Linked DNA regions of Homo sapiens: regions 1 and 3 are each linked to region 2. Evidence: chromatin loops called from intact Hi-C (ENCODE). Cell type or tissue: mammary epithelial cell. All regions are shown on one strand. Region 1 holds the start of LINC00665 (long intergenic non-protein coding RNA 665). Region 2 has its middle 4.0 kb from the start of ZNF566-AS1. Region 3 overlaps LOC105372385 (a long non-coding RNA gene).

What was found. Hi-C counts contacts between places; a loop is a spot of excess contacts. Peaks named below come from ENCODE experiments on the same cell type or tissue, not always from the same donor. Only the 100,000 strongest peaks of a DNase experiment are listed, where the experiment ranks them.
Region 1: a loop joins it to region 2, with 7 times the contacts of the local background. A loop is called at or near these places in 3 of 110 quality-filtered maps.
Region 3: it touches region 2 in a loop (11-fold over the local background); 18 of 110 quality-filtered maps call a loop at or near these places.

What each region holds. Positions count from the first base shown.
Region 1 is chr19:36,330,670-36,333,169 of GRCh38, reverse strand. LINC00665 (long intergenic non-protein coding RNA 665) reads left to right here and starts at 1,452. Exons shown (of 6, transcript NR_038279.1): 1 at 1,452-1,723. In mammary epithelial cell, no CTCF peak of the experiment used is centred here; a DNase peak (open chromatin) is centred at 1,359; H3K4me3 peaks cover 1,649 bases.
Region 2 is chr19:36,492,340-36,494,839 of GRCh38, reverse strand. No RefSeq gene overlaps it. Among named protein-coding and RNA genes, the nearest start is that of ZNF566-AS1, 4.0 kb to the right of the region's middle. In mammary epithelial cell, a CTCF peak has its summit at 1,529 (motif pointing right); no DNase peak of the experiment used is centred here.
Region 3 is chr19:36,126,907-36,129,406 of GRCh38, reverse strand. LOC105372385 (a long non-coding RNA gene) reads left to right here. Exons shown (of 3, transcript XR_935954.3): 3 at 1,049-1,458. Among named protein-coding and RNA genes, the nearest start is that of CAPNS1, 12 kb to the left of the region's middle. RefSeq lists an enhancer at 927-1,156. In mammary epithelial cell, a CTCF peak has its summit at 1,516 (motif pointing left); a DNase peak (open chromatin) is centred at 1,386; H3K4me3 peaks cover 984 bases; H3K27ac peaks cover 1,177 bases.

The DNA of each region.
Region 1 (2,500 bases), 160 kb after region 2:
CTTTTTCTTTCCCTCCCTCCCTCCCTTCCCTTCTGTGGGGAAAAGAGAGATCAGACTGTTACTGTGTCTATGTAGAAAGAAGTAGACATAAGAGATTCCATTTTGTTCTGTACTAAGAAAAATTCTTCTGCCTTGAGATGCTGTTAATCTGTAACCCTAGCCCCAACCCTGTGCTCACAGAGACATGTGCTGTGTTGACTCAAGGTTCAATGGATTTAGGGCTATGCTTTGTTAAAAAAGTGCTTGAAGATAATATGCTTGTTAAAAGTCATCACCATTCTCTAATCTCAAGTACCCAGGGACACAATACACTGCGGAAGGCCGCAGGGACCTCTGTCTAGGAAAGCCAGGTATTGTCCAAGATTTCTCCCCATGTGATAGCCTGAGATATGGCCTCATGGGAAGGGTAAGACCTGACTGTCCCCCAGCCCGACATCCCCCAGCCCGACACCCGAAAAGGGTCTGTGCTGAGGAGGATTAGTAAAAGAGGAAGGCCTCTTTGCAGTTGAGGTAAGAGGAAGGCATCTGTCTCCTGCTCGTCCCTGGGCAATAGAATGTCTTGGTGTAAAACCCGATTGTATGTTCTACTTACTGAGATAGGAGAAAACATCCTTAGGGCTGGAGGTGAGACACGCTGGCGGCAATACTGCTCTTTAATGCACCGAGATGTTTGTATAAGTGCACATCAAGGCACAGCACCTTTCCTTAAACTTATTTATGACACAGAGACCTTTGTTCACGTTTTCCTGCTGACCCTCTCCCCACTATTACCCTATTGGCCTGCCACATCCCCCTCTCCGAGATGGTAGAGATAATGATCAATAAATACTGAGGGAACTCAGAGACCAGTGTCCCTGTAGGTCCTCCGTGTGCTGAGCGCCGGTCCCTTGGGCTCACTTTTCTTTCTCTATACTTTGTCTCTGTGTCTCTTTCTTTTCTCAGTCTCTCGTTCCACCTGACGAGAAATACCCACAGGTGTGGAGGGGCAGGCCACCCCTTCAATAATTTACTAGCCTGTTCGCTGACAACAAGACTGGTGGTGCAGAAGGTTGGGTCTTGGTGTTCACCGGGTGGCAGGCATGGGCCAGGTGGGAGGGTCTCCAGCGCCTGGTGCAAATCTCCAAGAAAGTGCAGGAAACAGCACCAAGGGTGATTGTAAATTTTGATTTGGCGCGGCAGGTAGCCATTCCAGCGCAAAAATGCGCAGGAAAGCTTTTGCTGTGCTTGTAGGCAGGTAGGCCCCAAGCACTTCTTATTGGCTAATGTGGAGGGAACCTGCACATCCATTGGCTGAAATCTCCGTCTATTTGAGGCTGACTGAGCGCGTTCCTTTCTTCTGTGTTGCCTGGAAACGGACTGTCTGCCTAGTAACATCTGATCACGTTTCCCATTGGCCGCCGTTTCCGGAAGCCCGCCCTCCCATTTCCGGAAGCCTGGCGCAAGGTTGGTCTGCAGGTGGCCTCCAGGTGCAAAGTGGGAAGTGTGAGTCCTCAGTCTTGGGCTATTCGGCCACGTGCCTGCCGGACATGGGACGCTGGAGGGTCAGCAGCGTGGAGTCCTGGCCTTTTGCGTCCACGGGTGGGAAATTGGCCATTGCCACGGCGGGAACTGGGACTCAGGCTGCCCCCCGGCCGTTTCTCATCCGTCCACCGGACTCGTGGGCGCTCGCACTGGCGCTGATGTAGTTTCCTGACCTCTGACCCGTATTGTCTCCAGATTAAAGGTAAAAACGGGGCTTTTTCAGCCCACTCGGGTAAAACGCCTTTTGATTTCTAGGCAGGTGTTTTGTTGCACGCCTGGGAGGGAGTGACCCGCAGGTTGAGGTTTATTAAAATACATTCCTGGTTTATGTTATGTTTATAATAAAGCACCCCAACCTTTACAAAATCTCACTTTTTGCCAGTTGTATTATTTAGTGGACTGTCTCTGATAAGGACAGCCAGTTAAAATGGAATTTTGTTGTTGCTAATTAAACCAATTTTTAGTTTTGGTGTTTGTCCTAATAGCAACAACTTCTCAGGCTTTATAAAACCATATTTCTTGGGGGAAATTTCTGTGTAAGGCACAGCGAGTTAGTTTGGAATTGTTTTAAAGGAAGTAAGTTCCTGGTTTTGATATCTTAGTAGTGTAATGCCCAACCTGGTTTTTACTAACCCTGTTTTTAGACTCTCCCTTTCCTTAAATCACCTAGCCTTGTTTCCACCTGAATTGACTCTCCCTTAGCTAAGAGCGCCAGATGGACTCCATCTTGGCTCTTTCACTGGCAGCCCCTTCCTCAAGGACTTAACTTGTGCAAGCTGACTCCCAGCACATCCAAGAATGCAATTAACTGTTAAGATACTGTGGCAAGCTATATCCGCAGTTCCGAGGAATTCATCCGATTGATTATGCCCAAAAGCCCCGCGTCTATCACCTTGTAATAATCTTAAAGCCCCTGCACCTGGAACTATTAACTTTCCTGTAACCATTTATCCTTTTAACTTTTTTGCTTACTTTATTT
Region 2 (2,500 bases):
GCGTGGTAGTGCATGCCTGTAATCCCAGCTACTTGGGAGGCTGAGGCAGGAGAATTGCTTGAACCCAGGAGATGGAGGTTGTGGTGAGCCGAGATCATGCCATTGCACTCCAGCCTGCCTGGGCAACAAGAGCGAAACTCCAACTCAAAAAAAAAAAAAAAAAAGATGGCCTATTTCAAGCCTTTGCATAGTACATTCCTGTTTTTGTGACAAAAGAAAAACTTTAAAATTGCCCCAAACAGAAAAATAATGGCTATATGTTTTATTCTATTTTAACTTTTTTTTTGAGATGGAGTCTTTGCTCTGTCACCCAAGCTTGAATGCAGTGGCATGATCTTGGCTGGCTGCAACCTCTGCCTCCCAAGTTCAAGCAGTTCTCCTGCCTTGGCCTCCCGAGTAGCTGGTATCACAGGTGTGTGCCACCATGCCTAGCTAATTTTTGTATTTTTAGTAGAGACGGGGTTTCACCATGTTGCCCAGGCTAGTCTCAAACTCCTGACCTCAGGTGATCAGCCCACCTCAGCCTCACAAAGTGCTGGGATTATAGGCGTGAGCCACCAGCCTGGCCCAGTTGATAGTTTCAACTATGTAAATCATTACACTGATTCCTACTGATCATTCTCATTGCCAGCATTCCTGAACTTAAATTGGCTCTGGAAATTCTCCAACCATAGTGAATCCTATTTTCTATGACCCCATAAATATTGGGCATTGTTGCGGTATGTTAGAATACGAGCCCGTGGTTGGGAAAGGCAGTATCATATATGCAGTCTTTCTACCTCTATGTGGCCACATAAGAATGACATCTGACCTGCAACATTTCCTTACCAAGAGATACGGATCCCACATGGGCTGTGCAATGTATTTGTGTTTTAAGCTAAGCGATATTACAGAAAAGTCAAAAAGCTTTTAAAAATTTGAACATTTATAAAGTAGAAAAGTTACAGCAAGCAAGGGTTAATTTATTATGGAAGAAAAACTTTAAATACATGTAGTGTTGCTTAAGTGTACAATGTTTATAAAGTCTAGAGTGTTGTACTGTAATGTCCTAGCCTTCACATTCACTCACCTCTCATCGACTCTCCAGAGCAACTTCCAGTCCTGCAGCCTCCATTCTTGGTAAGTACCCTATACAAGTGTACCATTTTTTACTTTTCATGCTGTTTTTTTTACTGTACCTTTTGTGTGTTTAGATATGTTTAGATACATAAATACTTACCATTGTGTTCTGTGGGCAGCAAGCCACCCAGGTGCCGAGGCAAGAGACCGAGGGCATGGGCTGTTTCAGTATAATAAAATATATAAAATAACAAGAATTACACTAGATACAGATCACAGATATGATTATACACAAGTATCACTAATCATTAGTTTGTAGTAATTACTCTTTATTCAAATATTATAATAATCTTCACTCTACAATCATAACCTAGGAAAAACCAGGCCATACAGAGGTATGAGCTGAAGGGACATGGTGAGAAGTGACCAGAAGACAAGTGTGTGAGCCTCTGTTATGCCCGGACAGGGCCACCAGAGGGCTCCTTGGTCTAGCGGAACGTTAGCGTCTGGGAAGACGCCTGTTACCAAGCGGATTGTGGTCTAGCAGTAGCGTCAGTGCCAAGGAAAAGCACCCACTACTTAGCAGACCAGCAAAGGGAGTCTCCCTTTCCCCGGGGGAGTTTAGAGAAGACTCTACTCCACCATGTCTTGTGGAGGGCCTGACATGAGTCAGGCCCGCCCGCAGTTATCTGGAGGTCTAACCGTCTTCCTGTGATGCTGTGCTTCAGTGGTCACACTACTGGTCCGCTTTCATGTTCCATCCTGTACACCTGGCCCTGCCTTCTAGATAGCAGTAACAAAATTAGTGAAAGTACTAAAAGTCTCTGATATGCAGAAATAATGCGTAAGCTGTCTTCTCTCTCTCTCCGCTTCAGCTGCCAAACAGGGAAGGGCCCCCTGTCCAGTGGACACGTGACCCACGTGACCTTACCTATCATTGGAGATGGCTCACACTCCTTACCCTGCCCCCCTTGTCTTGTATCCAATAAATAACAGTGCAGCCTGGCATTCGGGGCCACTATCAGTCTCTGTGTCTTGGTGGTAGTGGCTCACCCGGGCCCAGGTGTCTTTTATCTCTTTGTCTTGTGTCTTTATTTCTACCACCTCTAGTCTCTGCACACAGGGAGAAAAACCCACAGACCTTGTAGGGCTGGTCCCTACAGTGTTCCAACTGTATTCAGTACAGTAACATACTGTATAGCTTTGTAGTTTAGGAGCAACAGGTTATACCATGTAGCCTAAGTGTTCAGTCAGCTATACCATCTAGGTTTGTGTCAGTACACTCCATAATGATGAAATTGCCCAACAATGCATTTCTCAGAATGTATCCTTTTTTTTTTTGAGACCGAGTCTCACTCTGTCGCCCAGGCTGGAGTGCAGTGGTGCAATCTTGGCTCACTGCAACCTCTGCCTCCTGGGTTCAAGCGATTCTCCTGCCTCA
Region 3 (2,500 bases), 370 kb after region 2:
TTTTGTTGCCCAGGCTGGAGTGCAATGGTGTGATCTTGGCTTGCCACAACCTCCGCCTCCTGGGTTCAAGCGATTCTCCTATCTCAGCCTCCCAAGTAGCTGGGATTATAGGTATGGGCCACCATGCCCGCCTAATTTTGTATTTTTAGTAGTTTCTCCATGTTGGTCAGGCTGGTCTTGAACTCCCAACCTCAGGTGATTCGCCTGCCTCGGCCTCCCAAAGTGCTGGGATTACAGGTGTGAGCCACCCTGCCTGGCCTGCAGCATTCTTTCCTTCATTTTTTTTTTTTTTTTTTTTTTTTGAGATGGAGTCTCATTCTGTCACCCAAGCTGGAATGCAGTGGCATGATGTCAGCTCACTGCAACCTCCACCTCCTGGGTTCAAGCAATTCTCCTGCCTCAGCCTCCCAAGTAGCTGGGACTACAGGCACATGCTGGCATGCCCAGTTAGTTTTTTGTATTTTAGTAGAGATGGGGTTTCACTGTATTGCCCAGGTTGGTCTCGAACTCCTGAGCTCAGGCAATCCACCTGCCTCGGCCTCCCAAAGTGCTGGGATTACAGGCGTGAGTGCCCGGCAGCATTCTTTCTAGTAAAACTTTTCTTTTTCAAGCCTACGCTGTCCTCAGTAAATTCTTCTTACTGTTAGAAATAAGTTCTTGGTGCCACAGAGAGAGACCAGCACTCGGAGAAAAGTTTCTTAGCAAGGCAAAGTTTACTTCTGCAGAAGCGTGCTGCCCAGACCTGTACCAAAAGCACACCTAATAAAGGAGAGCAGGGGTTTTTAACCCCCGTTGGCTAGGGTTGGACCTCACAATCTAAGCTGATTCCGATTGCCTATTTCTAATAGAGGCGGGGTATGGGTTGCAGCGGCGGGGAGGGGCAGTTTCCCCGGTAAGGGCAGTTTCTGCAGGAAGGACAGTTCATAGAGCAAAGGACAAGGAAGTTAGATTTTTGAAGAGGAACTCATTCTGTCTAACATTACCAACACTTTCGCTCCCGGGGCTCTGACATCTCGCCCGGCAAAAGAGATTTCTTTTCTTTTTTTAGATGGAAACGCCTCGTGCTTGAACAGGCTTGGGAGCGGACCAGGAGCCCGGGGAAAGGGACAAGTAGAGATGCAGGAAAGCAGGAGGACAGGAAGGAGGCCCAGCCGGCTCCAGCCACTAAGGGAGCTCGCTCGCCTCACTTCCACTGCGGCCAGAAAGTCAGCTTCGGCGCCTCCCCCGGGACGCTGGTTCCCCGCCTCAGATTAAGCTCGGCTGTCTGTACCGGATGCCCGCGCCTGCGCTGCACCGCCCTTCGCGGAGCGCGGAGCCAAATGCCTACATCCCACAATCCCCCGCAACGCCGGCAGGGGCGAGACCTCAGCTTCCAGCTCTGGGCAAGACCAGGCTCAGATTGTCGCGTAGTTTTCTGGGAAATGCCGTTTGCGTTCCAGGATGCTTATGCCACCTTTGAGACTACGCGACCCATAATGCACCAGGGGCGCAGCGTCTGAACGGTGCGCTGCCGCCCCCTCGTGGCAGATGGGCGGTCATTGCCGAGGCTAGGCACGCAAAGGTTGCGGGATCTGGGAGGCGAGCCCAAGTCCTGGGAACCCCTGGGAATTCCCTCCCAACCCCAAACTTTGGGCAGGAAAGGTGGAGTGTTGACGGGAAACGGTGAAAGACTTGCGGACAGGGCCTGCTGTGAGGATTAAAGGAAACCAGCCCAGTAACTGTTGGCTGTATAATCCTTAATAATGTGACACGCCACGTGCTGGTGTCACGGCATGGAGTCTCGCTGTGTCACCCAGGCTGGAGTGCAGTGGTGTGAACACAGCTCACTGCAGCTTCTACCTCCCAAGGCTCAAGTGATCCTACCACCTAGCCTTCCAAGTAGCTGGGACTACAGGTGCGTGCCACCACACCCGGCTAATTTTTGTTGTTGTTGTATTTTTTGTAGAGACAGGGTTTTTGCCATGTTGCCCAGGCTGGTCTTGAACTCCTGAACTCAAGTGGTCTGCCCTCCTCGGCCTCCCGGAGTGCTGGGATTATGGGCATAAGCCACCATGCCTGGCTTTTTTTCTTTTTTTTGAGACGGAGTCTCACTCTTGTCCCCAGGCTGGAGTGAAGTGGCACGATCTCAGCTCACTGCAATCTCCACCTCCTGGGTTCAAGCCATTCTCCTGCCTCAGCCTCCTGAGTAGCTGGGATTACAGGCACGCGCCACCACACCCAGCTAATTTTTGTATTTTTAGTAGAGTCAGGGTTTCACCATGTTGGCCAGGATGATCTCGATCTCCCGCCTCGGCCTCCCAAAATGCTGGGATTACAGGCGTGGGCCACCGTGCTTGGCCTCTTTTCTTTTTTTTTGGTTTTGAGACAGGGTCTTGCTCTGTCATCCAGGCTGGAATGCAGTGGTGCCATAACTCGCTGTAGCCTTGACCTTCTGGGCTTAAGTGATTCTCCCACCTCAGCCTCCCAAGTAGCTGGGGCTACAGGCATGCGCCACCATACC